Regions from separate parts of the Homo sapiens genome. Here region 1 is linked to region 2. Evidence: read pairs that join two places in POLR2A ChIA-PET (ENCODE). Cell type or tissue: PC-9. All regions are shown on one strand. Links, peaks and the distances in the headings refer to the core of each region. The heading gives the core; the rest is flanking DNA. Region 1 overlaps TUBA1B-AS1 (TUBA1B antisense RNA 1). Region 2 overlaps SPMIP11 (sperm microtubule inner protein 11).

The links. ChIA-PET counts read pairs that join two places held together with the same protein. Peaks named below come from ENCODE experiments on the same cell type or tissue, not always from the same donor. Only the 100,000 strongest peaks of a DNase experiment are listed, where the experiment ranks them.
Region 1: POLR2A ChIA-PET joins it to region 2 with 9 read pairs; 2 of 35 experiments call an interaction of 5 or more read pairs at or near these places.

Annotation. Positions count from the first base shown.
Region 1 is chr12:49,142,344-49,150,670 of GRCh38, reverse strand. TUBA1B-AS1 (TUBA1B antisense RNA 1) reads right to left here. Exons shown (of 2, transcript NR_183484.1): 2 at 2,808-3,008. Among named protein-coding and RNA genes, the nearest start is that of TUBA1B-AS1, 15 kb to the right of the region's middle. In PC-9, for the core only: no CTCF peak of the experiment used is centred there; no DNase peak of the experiment used is centred there.
Region 2 is chr12:48,760,727-48,769,053 of GRCh38, reverse strand. SPMIP11 (sperm microtubule inner protein 11) reads right to left here. Exons shown (of 4, transcript NM_001351123.2): 3 at 4,059-4,203; 4 at 3,264-3,447. The coding sequence ends at 3,399. It overlaps ADCY6 (adenylate cyclase 6), which reads left to right. Exons shown (of 22, transcript NM_015270.5): 21 at 1-117; 22 at 338-2,860. The coding sequence ends at 463. Among named protein-coding and RNA genes, the nearest start is that of MIR4701, 7.1 kb to the left of the region's middle. RefSeq lists enhancers at 368-948, 949-1,528, 2,909-3,008. In PC-9, for the core only: no CTCF peak of the experiment used is centred there; a DNase peak (open chromatin) is centred at 4,343; H3K27ac peaks cover 1,216 bases.

The sequences.
Region 1 (8,327 bases), core at 213-8,212, 380 kb before region 2:
ACCACACTCAGCTAATTTTTGTATTTTTAGTAGAGACAGGGTTTCACTATGTTGGCTAGGCTGGTCTTGAGCTCCTGACCTCAGGTGATCCACCCACCTCAGCCTCCCAAAGTGCTGGGATTACAGGCGTGACCCACCACGCCCGGACTGTTTCACTTTCTTATCATTCATGTGTTCACTGGAGTAGCACTTTTAATTTCCTTTGAGAACTTTTCCTTTGCATTCACAATTTGGCTGTTTAGCACAAGAGGATTAGCTGTTAGCCTCTCTCAGAGACCACTGTAGGGTTATTAATTGGTCTGATTTCAATGTTGTTGTGTCTAATTTAACAGGGAGGCATAAGAAGAGGGAGACAGGAAATGGCTGGTCAGTAGAACAATCACAACACACACATTTATATATTAAGGTCACTGTCACGTGATCTTATGTTTGTGGCACTCCAAAACCATTACAATAGTAACATCAAAGATTACTAATCACAGATCACCATAACAAATACAATAATAATAAAAAAGCTTTTTTTTTTTTTTTTTTTTGAGATGTCGCTTTGTCTCCCAGGCTGGAGTGCAATGGCACGATCTCGGCTCACCACAACCTCCGCCTTCTGGGTTCAAGCGATTCTCCTGCCTCAGACTCCCAAGTAGCTGGGATTACAGGCGTGTGTCACCACACCCAGCTAATTTTGTATTTTTGGTAGAGATGGGGTTTCGCCATGTTGGCTAGGCTGGTCTTGAGCTCCTGACTTCAGGAGATCCGCCTGCCTTGGCCTCCCAAAGTGCTAGGATTACAGGTGTGAGCCACTACACCCAGCCTGTAATGAAAAATTTTTATATATTATGAAAATTACCAAAATGTGACACAGAGACATGAAGTGAGCAAATGCTGTTGGAAAAATGGTGCTAACAGACTTGCTTGATGCAGGGTTGCCATAAACCTTCAATACGTTTTAAAAAAAAAAAAGAAAGAGAAAACTCTCATCATCTGTGAAGTTCAGTAAAGTGGGCCAGACACAGTGGCTCACACCTGTAATCCCAGCTACTTGGGAGGCTGAGGCAGGATAATCCTTGAACCAGGGAGGCGGAGGTTGCGGTGAGCCAAGATTGCGTCATTGCACTCCAGCCTGGGCAACAAGAGCGAAACTCTGTCTCAAAAAAAATAAAAAGGGCCGGGCACGGTGGCTTAAGCCTGTAATCCCAGCACTTTGGGAGGCCGAGGCAGGCCGATCACTTGAGGTCAGAAGTTCGAGACCAGCCTGGCCAACGTGGTGAAACACTGTCTCTACCAAAAATACAAAAATTAGCCGGGCGTGGTGGCAAGTGCCTGTAGTCCCAGCTACTTGGGAGGCTGAGGCAGGAGAAGAGATTGAACCCAGGAGGCAGAGGTTGCAGTGAGCCGAGATCACACGACTGTACTCCAGCCTGGGCAACAAGAGCGAAACTGTCTCAAAAGAAAAACAAAACAAAACAAAACAAGTTCAGTAAAGTGAAGTGCAATAAAGTAAGGTATGTCTGTGTATCTTTTTACCTCTTCAATGTTTGAACCATGGGAACTTTACCTATTCAAAAAATATGTGTAAAGTTTTGCTTTCAAGTCTACTGCTTTTATTAATTACATGTTTTTTGTTTGTTTGTTTCTTTTTTTGAGACAGAGTCTTACTCTGTTGCCCAGGCTGGAATGCAGTGGCACGATCTTGGCTCACTGCAACCTCCACCTCCCAGGTTCAAGCAATTCTCCTGCCTCAGCCTCCCAAGTAGCTGGGACTAAAGGCACATGCCACTACGCCTGGCTAATTTTTTGTATTTCAGTAGAGATGGGGTTTCACCGTGTTGCCCAGGCTGGTCTCAAACTCCTGAGCTCAGGCAATCCACCGCCTCAGTCTCCCAAAGTGCTAGGATTACAGGCGTGAGCCACCATGCCTGGCCAGCAATTACATGTTTGTATATATTTTTATTTATTTTATTTATTTATTTATTTATTTTTGAGACAGAGTCTCGCTCTGTCACCCAGGCTGTAGTGCAGTGGCGTGATCTTGGCTCACTGCAAGCTCCACCTCCTGGGTTCACATCATTCTCCTGCCTCAGCCTTCTGAGTAGCTGGGACTACAGGCGCCTGCCACCACGCCCGGCTAATTTTTTTTTTTTTCTTTAGTAGAGAGGGGGTTTCACCGTGTTAGCCAAGATGGTCTCGATCTCCTCACCTCGTGATCTGCCCGCCTCGGCCTCCCAAAGTGCTGGGATTACAGGCATGAGCCACTGTGCCCGGCTACATGTTTTTATAAATCCATTCAGTCAACTGTCTTCTTAGTGACTCTACAGTATCTTCTTCTATTTCACAAATGGTGACACAATGGCTTTAGCAAAATATAAATCCTGGTTAAACCCAATTCACTATCAGGTTTATACCTTCTCCTGAGCAGGTAAACCTGACTAGGGAAAAATACAACCCAGATGACTGATCTCATTTTATATTTACAACCACAGATGTCTGAATGACCTACTACCTCTCCCTACTTAATTTACTCTACCATTCAGAGATAACTATTTCACAAATTCTCTCTCCACAAACTTCCCACATTTCACACATTCTCTCTCCACAAACCTCCCACACTCCTTCCCCAATCCTTACATTTAGCTAATGATCTCCCCATCCCTGTTTCACTGAAGAAGAAAAAAAAAAAGAAAAACATCAGAAGACAAAACTTACACAGTCCCACTACCACATCAGTTATGACTTACAATCAGCTGTAAATAACAGACACAAACACACACTCAACAAAAGAAAAAGAAAAATAGGAAAAAAGATCAGTGTGGCTTAAACAAATTGCTTCATTTTCTCCCATAATGAGACGTCCAGGGGGAGGCAATGCAGGGCTTGACAGCTCCATGTTGTCATCAGGCACCTAGACTCTATCTTCCTCCATCCTTAGCATATCATATGGCATAAGGTTGCTTTATTATCGTAAGAAGATTACTAGAACTCCACAGGACCCCAGCCATCTTGTCCATGTTCTAGGCAAAAAAAAAAAAAAAAAAAAAAAAGAAAAAGAAAGGGCCAATGACACTAGCTCAATCTTATCAATCCTGTTTTAGAAACTTTATCAGCAGCCCCACCAAACAACTTCCACTAACATTTCACCAGAACTTAGTCACATGGACCCCATCAGTTGGAACAGAAGCTGGGCACCCTGTTCCCAAAGAAATCAGGGTTCTGTTACTAAGGAAAAGAGGGAGAATTAGGAAAGATTACCTATTTTGTTCTTCTTTTTTAAAGATGAGGTTTAGCGGCTGGGCACGATAGGTCACATCTGTAATCCCAGCACTTTCGGATGCTGAGGCGGGCAGATCACGTGATGTCGGGAGGTCGAGACCAGCCCGACCAACATGGAGAAACCCTGTCTCTACTAAAAATACAAAATTAGCCAGGTGTGGTGGCACATGCCTGTAATCCCAGCTACTCGGGAGGCTGAAGCAGGAGAATCGCTTCAACCCGGGAGGTAGAGGTTGCGGTGAGCCGAGATCACGCCATTGCACTCCAGCCTAGGCAACAAGAGCGAAACTCCGTCTCAAAAAAAAAAAAAAAAAAAAAGGATGAGGTTTTGCTATGTTGCCCAGACTGGACTCAAACTCCTGGGCCCAAAGGATCCTCCTGCCTTAGCCTCCCGAGTAGCTGAAAGGCACCACTGTATGCCACCATCCCTGGCTGAAATTACCCATTTTCTAGTTCACTGCAGTAGAGGAGAAAAACAGAAATAATCAGAAGAGAAATTCCACAGATTCCACCACTAAATCTAACTGCCAACCGATTAATCGCTCCTCGAATTCTGGCTTCCTCCTGTGTGTCAGCAGGTGAATACTGTGCTCCTTTCCAAGGTGAACCCCTCCATGGTGCACTGGGTGCCTTTCCATTTCACTACTCTAAAGCTTTGCTCCTTTTCCCCACAACATGGATTTTACCTTTTGTTTTTTTTTTCTCATTAGCAAACAAATATTCTAAAATAGCTCCCACCTTAGAAACAAAAACAAAAAGAAAACCCCGCCTTTTATTGAACATCCCTATCCAGCTCTCCTGGTTATTACTCTTCTTTCTAACCCCTTAAAGCAAAAATCCTCAAAAAAGTTTTTAAATTCTCCTTCCTCCACTTCCTTGTCATGAATCATCTCTTGAACTTACACCAATAAGGCCTTAATTCATCCTTACTGCTCCACTGAAGCCACTCTTGCCCAGGTCACCAGTGAAATCTAACAGCTGATTCTCAGACCCCATGTTACCCAGCCTCCCAGAAAGCACAGTTCAAAAAGCAGAGTTATCACCTGCTCCTGCTTGAAACACTTTCTTCATTTGGTTTCCAGAATACTAAACTCTTCATTATTTTCTTTCTTCTATTTTTTTGGAAACACGGTCTTGCTCTGTTACCCAGGCTGGAATGCAGTGGCGCGATCACAACTTACTGCAGCCTTCACCTCGTGGGCTCCTATGTCAGCCTCCCAAGTAATCGGTACTACAGGTGCACACCACCACGCCTGGCTAATTTTTGTATTTGTTGTAAAGAAGGGATCTCCCTGTGTTGCCAGAGCTGGTCTCTAACTCCTGGGCTCAAGCAATCCTCCCACCTTGGCCTCCCCAAGTGCTGGTATTATAGGTGTGAACCACTGCACCCAGGCCATTATTAACTTCCAACATCACTGTCTGCTCCTTTTACTTTACACTACTAGATCCTGTTCCTAATTTTTATAAGTTAGAGTGCTCTGGGGTTCAGTCCTTGGACCTCTTCCTTTTTTTTTTTTTTTTTTCAGACAGTCTCGCTCTGTTGCCCAGGCTGGAGTGCAATGGCACAATCTCAGCTCACCACAACCTCCGCCTCCCGGGTTCAAGCGATTCTCCTGCCTCAGCCTCCCAAGTAGCTGGGACTATAGGCGCATGCCACCATGCCCAGCTAAATTTTGTAATTTTAGTAGAGACGGGGTTTCACTATGTTGGCCAGGCTTGTCTCGAACTCCTGACTTTGTGATCCGCCCGCCTGGTCTTCCCAAAGTGCTGGGATTACAGGCATGAGCCACTGCGCCCGGTTGGATCTCCCCCGTTCCCCAGGTGATCTTATCCACTTTCTATACTGATGACTTCTAAATTTATCTCCAACACGACCTCCCCTCTGCACTTTTTAACCAACTATTACTGCCTAATCAACATCTCTACTTATATTTAACCCACTGCATCTCAAACTTAACATGTCCAAAACTGAACTTTTGATTCTTTCCATTTCTCTACACCTGTTCCTCCTTTAGTATTCCCCAGTGTTGCTCAGACCAAAAATCTAGGGGTCATGACTGACTCCTCTCTTTCTTTCTCACAGCCAACTTCTTAATAAATCCTGTCAGTTCTGTCTTCAAAATATACTCAGAAGGCTGGGCGTGGTGGCTCAAGCCTATAATCCCAGCACTTTGGGAGGCCAAGGCAGGCAGATCACGAAGTCAGGAGATCAAGACTATCCTGGCTAACACGGTGAAACCCCACATCTACTTAAAAAAAAAAAAAAAAAAAATTAGCCGGGCGTGGTGGCACACGCCTGTAGTCCCAGCTACTTGGGAGGCTGAGGCAGGAGAATCACTTGAACCTGGGAGGCAGAGATTGCAGTGAGCCGAGATCACACCACTGCACTCCAGCCTGGGTGACAGAGCAAGACTCCATCTCAAAAACAAAACAAAACAAAACAAAACAACTCACATTTCCACCACTTCTTACCACCTCAACAATATCACCTTGATTCAAGCCACTATCATCTCTTATTTGCATTACTGCCCATTCCCTTCTAGTTCATCTTCCTTCTTCCACTCTTAACCTCCTGTGGTTTACTCTCACAAAAGCCAGAGCAATGCTCTTAAAACCTAAAATAGAACATGTCACACCTTTGCTCAAAACTATCTAATAGCTTCTCATTATTTTTAGAATAAAACACAAAATCTCTCCATGCCTAATAACACTATTACATGAGCTAGACCCTGGCTACCTCTCCAATCTCATTTCATAACGCTCTCCCCCTCACTCACTACTCTGCTCTGGCCTCATTGACCTTCTTGTTACTGCTTTGAAAAGATATACACATCCAGTTTCCAGACCAGCAGAAAAGAAGCTCGGAAGTCACCACTCCATGATAACAACAAGTAAAAGCTGAACAAACTAAAAAATCAACAGCTCCTTTTTTTTTTTTTTAACTGCTCCATGCAGAGCAGGGCTAAGTCATAGGCAGTGCATCTAGAGCTGCCAACAACTCTTTATAGATCTGTAGGAGAAACTAGATAAAAAAAGTAAAGGAGGCCGGGCGCGGTGGCTCACGCCTGTAATCCCAGCACTTTGGGAGGCCGAGGCGGGTGGATCACAAGGTCAGGAGATCGAGACCATCCTGGCTAATACGGTGAAACCCCGTCTCTATTAAAAATACAAAAAAATTAGCCAGGCATGGTGGCGGGCACCTGTAGTCCCAGCTACTTGGGAGGCTGAGGCAGGAGAATGCCGTGAACCTAGGAGGCAGAGCTTGCAGTGAGCCGAGATTGTGCCACTGCACTCCAGCCTGGGCGACAGAGCGAGACTCTGTCTCAAAAAAAAAAAAAAAAAAGTAAAGGAGGCTGAGCATAGTGGTTCATGTCTATAATCCCAGGCCTTTGGGAGGCCAAAGTGGGAGGATGACTAGATGCTAAGAGTTCAAGCCCAGCCTGGGCAACATGGCAAGACCTCATCTCTACAAAATTAAAATTAAACTTTTTTTTTTTAAAGTGAAGGAGCTGGGCAAGGTGGCACACCTATAGTTCCAGTTACTTTACAGGCTGAGGCAGGAGGATCCCTTGAGCCCAGGAGTTCAAGGCTGCAGTATATGATTATCACATCTGTGAATAGCCACTGCACGCCAATCTGGGCAACATAGCGAGGCTTCATCTCTACAAAAAAGTAATAAAAAAGAAATAAAAGGCTGGGTGTGGTGGCTCATGCCTGTAATCCCAGCACTTTAGTAGGCTGAGGCAGGTGGATCACTTGAGGTCAGGAGTTCAGGACCAGCCTGGCCCACATGTTAAAACCGCATCTCTATCAAAAAATACAAAAATTGGCTGGGTGTGGTGGCGTATGCTGTAGCCCCAGCTACGCGGGAGGCTGAGGCAGGAGCGTTACTTGAACCTGGGAGGAGGAGGTTGCAGTGAGCCAAGATCACACCACTGCACTCCAGCCTGGGTGACAGAGCGAGACTCCGTCTCAAAACAACAGAAAAAGAAATAAAAGAGAGGACATAATTACAGATTCCATGAACATTAAAGGGAAAATAAAGGAAAACTCTATGTGCACAGATTTGATAACCTAGATGAAATAGACAAATTCCTTGAAAGACACAATCTGCCAAATTCACATAAGAAGAAAGACAATTTGAACAGCTCTATATCTATTAAAGAACTGAATCGGCTGGGCGCGGTGGCTCATGCCTGTAATCCCAGCACTTTGGGAGGCTGAGGTGGGCAGATCATGAGGTCAGGAGATCGAGACCATCCTGGCTAACACGGTGAAACCCCATCTCTACTAAATATACAAAAAATTAGCTGGGCATGGTGGCACGCACCTGTAGTCCCAGCTACTCGGGTGGCTGAGGCAGGAGAATTGCTTGAACCCAGGAGGCAGAGGTTGCAGTGAGCTGAGATCGCGCCACTGCACTCCAGCCTGGGTGACAGAGCGAGACTCCGTCTCAAATAATAATAATAATAATTGAATCAATAATTAATAACCTTCCCAAACAGAAAGCACCAGGCCCAGATGGGTTAACTGATGAATTCTACCAAACATTTATTTATTTATTTTGAGATGGAGTCTTGCTCTGTTCCCCAGCCCGGAGTGCAGTGGTGCAATCTTGGCTCACTGCAACCTCTGCCTTCTGGGTTCAAGTGATTCTCCTGCCTCAACCTCCTGAGTAGCTGGGATTACAGGCGTATGCCACCATGCCTAGCTAATTTGAATTCTACCAAACTTTTAGGGGAAACATTATCCCAATTTTATACCATCTCTTTAAGAAGAAAGAAGCAGAGGGATTATTCCCTAACTCATTCTATGAGATCAGTGTTACCGTAATACCAAAACCAGACAGATACTACAAAAAAAAAAAAAAGAAAAAAGAAAACTACAGACCAATATTTGCATGGACATAGATGCAAAAATCCTTAATTAAATATCAGAAAATCAAATCCAACACTGGATAAAAAGAATTATATACCAAGACCAAGTGGAATTTATCCCAGGTATACAAGGCTGGTTCAACATTTGAAAATGAATAAGGCCAGGAGCAGTGGCGCATACCT
Region 2 (8,327 bases), core at 180-8,179:
ATGGGCCCAGTCGTGGCAGGTGTCATCGGGGCTCGGAAGCCACAGTATGACATCTGGGGGAACACAGTGAATGTCTCTAGTCGTATGGACAGCACGGGGGTCCCCGACCGAATCCAGGTGAGGGGGATATGAGCAGGGGCTGGGAGGAACATGGGCCCGGAGGGCTTCCACAGGTGTCTCTGCAGTCTGCTAGGACAGGGGTAGGGTGGCTAGTGTTCTGTGTATGGTGGGGCAGGGACTGGGGGAAGGGAGCTAGCCTGACTAGAGAACCCCTGGGCCCCTGCAAATGCAGCAGGAAGGATTCCAGGCTAAGCGGGCTCCCCTCCCACTCCCCCAGGTGACCACGGACCTGTACCAGGTTCTAGCTGCCAAGGGCTACCAGCTGGAGTGTCGAGGGGTGGTCAAGGTGAAGGGCAAGGGGGAGATGACCACCTACTTCCTCAATGGGGGCCCCAGCAGTTAACAGGGCCCAGCCACAAATTCAGCTGAAGGGACCAAGGTGGGCATTGAGTGGACTCTGTGCTCACTGGGTGGAGCTGTGGCAGGGGGCACTGAGCCTCCAGACCCTGCTAACCACAAAAGGGAACATCCCAGCAGGCTGTGCTTGGATCATGCTCGTCTGCCCTCAAGCTGGAAAACAAGGGGCTACCTACCGAGAGGATTATGCAAGTGACTTTCTTTCTTACTTGGGGTAGGGCTGTTCCCTCTCCAATCTTCCAGCCTTTGGGAGCAGGGGAGGGGTCAGTAGCAGAAGCAGAGGGAGGCCTCTTGCCTGAGGGATTAAAATGGCAGCTTGCCATGCCTACCCTTCCCTGTCTGTCTGGGCAGCAGGTTCAGGGCTGAGCCCTTCTTTTCCCTCTTTTTTCCTGGGAATATTTTGTACAATATTTTGTACAAAGACAGGCATGAGGAGTGCCTATTCCATGCTTGCCTTTGCAATACCTGCATCCCCAGCACTGGTCCTGGGCACTTCCCCACCCCAGCCAGGTGTCCCTCCTATGCACAGAGCAGAGGAGGGAGAAGCTCTGGGGAGCCAGCTTTGGCCATATTTCAGGAGAATGTTTCCATGTGCCAAATCTTAGTCCCATGATCTGTCCCCAAAGGGGAACAAAGGGACCTCTGACAGCTTAGATTTAGCCCCAGTTCCTGCACGCTCCAGGGAACGGGGTGTCTGGCCTCACTGGTACTGTGAAAAATGCTCAGAGAGCAAGCCTGTGTGTGGGGATGTCAGGTCAGGAGCTGGAAGTTCACCTGCAGGTGCCAAAGAGCAGGCCGGCCAGGGCTGGGGCAGTGCCAGACTCTGATCTGAGGACCCCGTCGGGGTCCAGATCAGGTCACTCTGCCCCAGTGCTCTCTTGCTGTCTGCTGACAAGGGGGCATGGAGCATCTCTTCCTCTTCTGTTGCCAAATAGAAAAGGGTCAGGGCATGGAGAAAGGTGACCCTGATCCCAAACCTGCCCTCCCAAGTCTCTGGTGTTGGGGAGGGCCCGTGTGTTTGTGTAACTGTGTGTGCATGTTGGTCTTTGTGTGCATATCTGTTTTCCAGGTCTATGTGAGTCCTTGTGCTCCTGCTCCTCAGCTCTCCACCCCAGGTTGCCTCTCTCCTGTGGGCCTCTGTCTTCTGGGAATAAAGCAGGGTTTCCTACTTCAGGGGATGTAGAGAGATGCCCAGGTTGCACAGGAGTGGGATGGGGTGTGGTAGCAAAAGGAGGGAGAGGAGTCCTTTTTGTGCCAAATCCCTAAGTGCCGTTCGGGGGCCATGTGTGCAGCATGACTCTCCCTGTCTGTGGCAGGGACCCAAGCGCTTGCTTAAGCCCCAGTGCTCCATGCCAGCACTTGAACTGTCTGGGGTTTGATGGACAGAGGCTGAGGAATTTCCTGGCTTCCCCAGATAGTGTCCTGGGACATGGTATGCTTTGGGGCTGGGGTAGCATGGAATCCCTCTGAGGACCTGGATACTGGTACTACGGGGTGGGGAAGAGGAACCTTAAACTTGGCTTTCCCCAGCCTTCAGCCTGAGTCTAGCATGTTTCTAGCTCCCCAGTCCCTTGTGAAGCCTTGAGGGCTGGCAGAAGGGTTAGGAGGTTGAACTCTAGATTCCCTTCCTGTCTTTGCCTTCCTTTTACCCCTTTCCCTGCAACCTCCTTGACTCTGGCCTGAATTTGTTGGTGCCTCAGTTTCTCTGTCTGTACCTATTTAAGCCAAAGGCACTAGCCTGAATTTTGCTTGAAGATCACTTTGTCTTGGAAATGACTAGAGAGGCAGAGGAGAAGGGTTTCCAGAGTTGCTAGGTTTGGGAGTGGAAGGGGCAGGCAGTGCACTTGCCCCTCCTCATGCCCCTTCTGACACCAGCTCCCTGTGGAGGCCTGGTTTCTGGGTAATGCCTCCCTTGGGCATCTTCATGCATCAACCAAATGGGCCATCAGGTACTTCATTAGTCATGGCAGAAGGAGGGGAAAAGACTTGTTTTCCAGACAGAAAATCTACTCCCCTGTCCCCAGCCATATCCCTGGATAGGAAGGGATAGGAAGAGACTACTTGGTGCCATGGGGTAGGGGTGAGGGTATAAGTAGATCAGAGTGGGAAGACCTCAGCCTTGGGTGGCTTGTCTCTGCTTCTTGCCAGGTGGGAGGGCCTGTCCACACCCTGGATCCCCGTACCACAGTGCCAGCCATGCCCTTCCCCTGGGCTACCATTGTCCCTTTCCTCACCCAGTTGGTAGAGGAGTCAGGAGGTGGGAGGCCGTGGGCTTTGGTTTTATAATGTAACCACTGTGGGGGTGGGGGAGGATGGTGAACCATGTATTTCAGTGAAATATTTAATATATTTAAATATCAATAAAATCAAACTCTTTGTAAAATTCTCTGTTCTCTGTAGCTGTTCTGGGCCCTGGGTGGGTCAGAAGTGACAGAGCCTGGTGTAGGAGGCGACCTCCTGCCCCAGGGCTCCGTGGGCCTCTTGTCTGTGGTCAGAGGACTTCCTGTGGCTTTCTCCCTGCTAAGGAGAAGCTGCAGTATCTTCAGAGTGTGACTACTCAAGGCCTTTCAGCATCATGAGCTCCAGTGTGTGCCTTCCCAGATTTGTGTGTGACCCCTGCCATGCATGAAGCCGGCGGTTCTTTCCAGTGCCTTGGCCCCTCACAGACCTCTCACTCCAAGGTCTGGCTTATTCAGGAATCTCCCACACAGCAGCTCTCACAACAATCTGGACACTGGAATCACTCCCATCCTGACCCCACAGCTCCCCCCGTGCACACAAGCAACTTTTAGTCCAGTCTGTTTACTGTGCTTTCTCCATCTCCTCCTCCCATTAGTCAGCCATCGGAACTGGGAAACCTCCTTCTTTCCCCCTCTGCACTCTTGCCACAATTCATCTTGTCTTTCTGCAGCCATATCTTCTTAATACAGACTGAAGGTCCTGTCATTGAGAATAGAGTGATCCATAAACCTGGAAAGAAGAGATTCAGAGAGAGATTCAGCCAGGCCAGGCTGGAGAGCAGGAGATCCTTAAAAATAGCTCCCAAGAGGCTGGGCGCGGTGGCTCACGCCTGTAATCCCAGCACTTTGGGAGGCCCTGGCGGGTGGATCACAAGGTTAGGAGTTCAAGACCAGCCTGGCCAAGATGGTGAAACCTCGTCTCTACTAAAAATACAAAAATTAGCCGGTCACGGTGGCGGGTGCCTGTAATCCCAGCTACTCGGGAGCTAATGCAGGAGAATTGCTTGAACCTGGGTGGCAGAGGCTACTGCCAATGGATGGTGATTTGAGGGGTGGAGAGGTAGCGACGAAGGCAGCATTGGGCTGCCACAGGATTACTATGGACACTTGTTTTGCACTAGCTCAGAAGTCACACCCACAAAGAGGAACACAAAGACACAGACAAATCTCTAACTCCTTTGAATGTCATCACGGCCCAAATTCTGGGGCCAGTTTTCTCTGGTAAGACTCAAATCTCTCCTAATTCCCTAACTGACCGGAGATGAAATAATCTCTAAGAATTAAAGTGAAGGGAAGGAGTACTTCCCTTGACCTCCCCACCCTTACCCCTCCCAGCCTAACCTGGTCATCGCGCTTTTTATGAGACAATGGCGTGGGCTCCGGATCCATGGCATGGTTTCCTCTGGACGCACTCCTGGATCATGGGACCACCAGAAGCTGAAGTTCTGAGCATCAGTCAAGGGGATTCTGAAGACCTGATTGGGAACTGAATGGGTGGGGGGAAGGGCAGGTTATCTAATTCCTTCAAGTTCTCTGCTCACTGTTCTGCCTCAGGGCAGCAATAGCCCAGCCCAGCCCAGCAACTGCTTGGCCGGACCAGGTGCTGAGAGGTCCTGGGAGTGTGGTCACCACACCCTGCTTCACTTCCGGATTCTAGCATCTCACACCCTTCATGGTCAAATGAATCAGTCTTGGTTCTTCCTGCTGCTAGTAAGCCCATCTCCAAGAGAGCTTTCCCCAAGTGCTAAGATGGTAGAAAAACAAGTGGTCAACCCACTTGGGAAATGTGTAAGATGGGGTCCACTGATCTATTATTTTTCTTTCTTCTTGGCTTAATCATCCTCATTCTCTTCCCTCCTCTTGGAAAAAATGGCTTCCTTTGCTCACTCCAAGTAATTCTCTGAAACCTAACTAATACCACCTCACATTTAGATGCTATTAATAGATGTAATTTATCTAGTGCCTATTATGTTCTAAATGTGGTATTAAATATTCTTAAATTTTTGTAATAATATCAGACTTTGATGCTGTTTGAAAAAGTACTTTTGGGCTGGGCACGGTGGCTCACGCCTGTAATTCCAGCACTTTGGGAGGCCGAGGCAGGCAGATCACCTGAGGTCGGGAGTTCGAGACCAGCCTGACCAACATGGAGAAACCCCGTCTCTACTAAAAAAAAAAATACAAAAATTAGCCGGGCGTGGTGGTGCATGCCTGTAATCCCAGCTACTCAGGAGGCTGAGGCAGGAGAATCACTTGAACCCAGGAGGCAGAGGTTGCGGTGAGCCAAGATTGTGCCACTGCACTCCAGCTGGGGCAATAAGAGGGAAACTCCATCTCAAAAAAAAAAAAAAGTACTTTTGGCCGAGTGAGGTGGCTCATGCCTGTAATCCCGGCACTTTTAGAGGCCGAGGCAGGTGGATTACTTGAGGTCAGAAGTTTGAGACCAGCCTGGCCAACATGGTGAAACCCATCTCTACTAAAAATACAAAAATTAGCAGGGCATCGTGGGGGGTGCCTGTAATCGCAGCTACTCAGTAGGATGAGGCAGGAGAATTGCTTGAACCCGAGAGATGGAGGTTGCAGTGAGCTGAGATCGTGCCACTGCACTCCAGCCAGGGCGACAGAGCGAGACTGTCTCAAAAAAAAAAAAAAAAAGTACTTTTACTATTTATTTGGATAAGTCTAATTCTACCAGTATAAAATTTGTATATTTTTAAAACTTAGAATTATAGCCTAATATTCTGGATTGCTATATAGTGTTTATAATAATTTTTTTAAAATCCCTAATAATTCATTGAGTAGATGTTACATTTTTGGCTTATTTTTCTATTAATTAATAATAAGCTATTAAAAAGTTTTGCTATTAGAGGCTGGGTGCAGTGGCTCACACCTGTAATCCCAGCACTTTAAGAGGCAGATGGATCACTCCAGCCCAGGACTTCCAGAACCAGCCCAGGCAACATGTTGAAACCCCATTTCTACAAAAAATACAAAAATTAGCCCAGTGTGATGGTGCACGCCTGTAGTACCAGCTGCTCAGGAAGCTGAGGTGGGAAGGATCGTTTGAGCCTGGGAGGTTGTTGAGGCTGCAGTGAGCCATGATTGTGCCACTGCACTCCAGCCTGGGCAACAGAGCAAGATTCTGTCTCGAATAGATAAAAATGGAAAAATGTTAAAGTTTTGCTATTAGAAATAACTTACTACCCCTCTTTCCACATGTGCCTGTTTTGATTTCTGAAAGTATTTTAGGTTTTAAACTTTAATTTTGTTATAATTATAGGTTCACATACAGTTGTAATGAATAATACGGGGAAACCAGGTGCAGTGGCTCATGCCTGTAATCCCAGCACTTTGGGAGGATCACTTGAGCCCAGGAGTTCAAGACCAGCCTGGGCAACATAGCAAGACCCTGTCTCTATTAAAAACAAAAACAAAAACAGGGAAATCATGTGTACCTTTTACTCTTCCCCACAATGGTTACAGCTTACAAAACTATGGGACACTACCACAACATGATATTAATATATTGAATATATTGATACAGAACAGTTCCATCACCACCCATCCTGGAGCTGGCATTTTATAGCCACCCTCCCCCACTGCCCCGCTTTGGAAATCAGTGATCTGTTCTTCATTTCTGTAATCTTGTCATTTTAAGAATGTTATAAGAGCCGGATGCAGTGGCTCACGCCCGTAATTCCAGCACTTTGGGAGGCCGAGGCAGGTGGATCACCTGAGGTCAGGAGTTCAAGACCAGCCTGACCAATATGGTGAAACCTCGTCTCTACTAAAAATACAAAAATTAGCCAGGCATGGTGGCGGGTGCCTGTAATCCCAGCTACTTAGGAGGCTGAGACAGGAGAATCGCTTGAACCTGGGAGGCAGAGGTTGCAGTGAGCCGAGATCGCACCATTGCACTCCAGCCTGGGCGACAGAGCAAGATTCCGTCTCAAAAAAAAAAAAAAAAAAAAAAAAAAAAAGCTGGGCGGGGTGGCTCACGCCTGTAATCCCAGCACTTTGGGAGGCCGAGGTGGGCGGATCATGAGGTCAGGAGATCGAGACCATTCTAGCTAACACGGTGAAACCCTGTCTCTACTAAAAATACAAAAAATTAGCCGGGCATGGTGGCAGGCGCCTGTAGTCCCAGCTACTCGGGAGGCTGAGGCAGGAGAATGGCATGAACCCGGGAGGCAGAGCTTGTGGTGAGCCGAGATCGCGCCACTGCACTCCAGCCTGGGAGACAGAGTGAGAGAGACTCCGTCTCAAAAAAAAAAAAAAAAAAAAAAAAAGAATGTTATAAGAGTGTTATATAAGAATGTCATATAAGAGTATTATAAGGCCTGGCATGGTGGCTCACACCTGTAATTCCAGCACTTTGTGGGGCTGAGGCAGGAGGATCGCTGTGTGGGAGATAGCCAGACCTTGTCTCTATTAAAAAAAAAAAAAAAGAGCTGGGCATAGTGGCACATGCCTGTAGTCTCAGCTACTCAGGAGGCTGAGGTGGAAAGATCACTTGAGCCAGGAATTTGAGACTGTAGTGAGCTATAATTGCACCATTGTACTCAGCCTGGGCAACAGAGTGAGACCCTATCTAAAAAAAAAAAAAAAAAAAAAAAAGAATGTTATATAAATGGCATCATACGCTATGTGATGTTTATTTTTATTTGTATTTTTTATCAGCTTACATCATGCTTTGATGTCCTACATGCTTTTTTTTTTTTTTTAAAGACAGGGTCTTGCTCTGTTGCCCAGGCTGGAGTGCAGTAGCACTATCACAGCTCATGGCAGCCTTGACCTGCCAGGCTTAAGTGATTCTCCCACCTGAGCCTCCTGAATAGCTGGGACTGCAGGCGAGCACCACCATGCCCTGCGATTTTTTTTTTTTTTTTTTGGAGTCTCGCTGTGTCCCCCAGGCTGGAGTGCAATGGTGCCATCTCAGCTCACTGCAACCTCTGCCTCCTGGGTTCAAGCGATTCTCCTGCCTCAGCCTATCAAGTATCTGGGATTACAGGCGCCTGCCACTATGCCCGGCTAACATTTTTTTGTATTTTTAGTTGAGATGGGGTTTCGCCATGTTGGACAGGCTGGTCTCGAACTCCTGACCTCAAGTGATCCGCCCGCCTCGTCTTCCTAAAGTGCTGGGATTACAGGCATGAGCCACTGTGCCCAGGTGTATGTTTTATAGATGGGATTTCACCATGTTGCCCAGGCTGGCTACATGCTTTTTAAAATGTACATGTTCTCTCTTGACAATAGTGCTAAAAAGTATTATTCCCATTTCCAGATGGTTCAGAGAGGTTGTGGTTAAAGGAACTTGCCTAAAGTCACAGAATTCGTTTGCAGTTTAAACCCAGTTCAATAAAATGCCAAAGCTTGTGCTTACTATTCCTCAAAGGGATAATGCATGATAATATACAATATACTTTTTTCTCCCAATAATTTTGAAAGATTAGTAAAACAATAGCTCAGGCATTTTCTCTCCCCAACATCCTGCCTTTAAACCAATGAGGGGCCCTAAGTGGCGGCTCACGCCTGTAATCCCAGCACTTTGGGAGGCCGAGGGAGATGGATCACCTGAGATCAGGAGTTCGAGACCAGCCTGGCCAACAT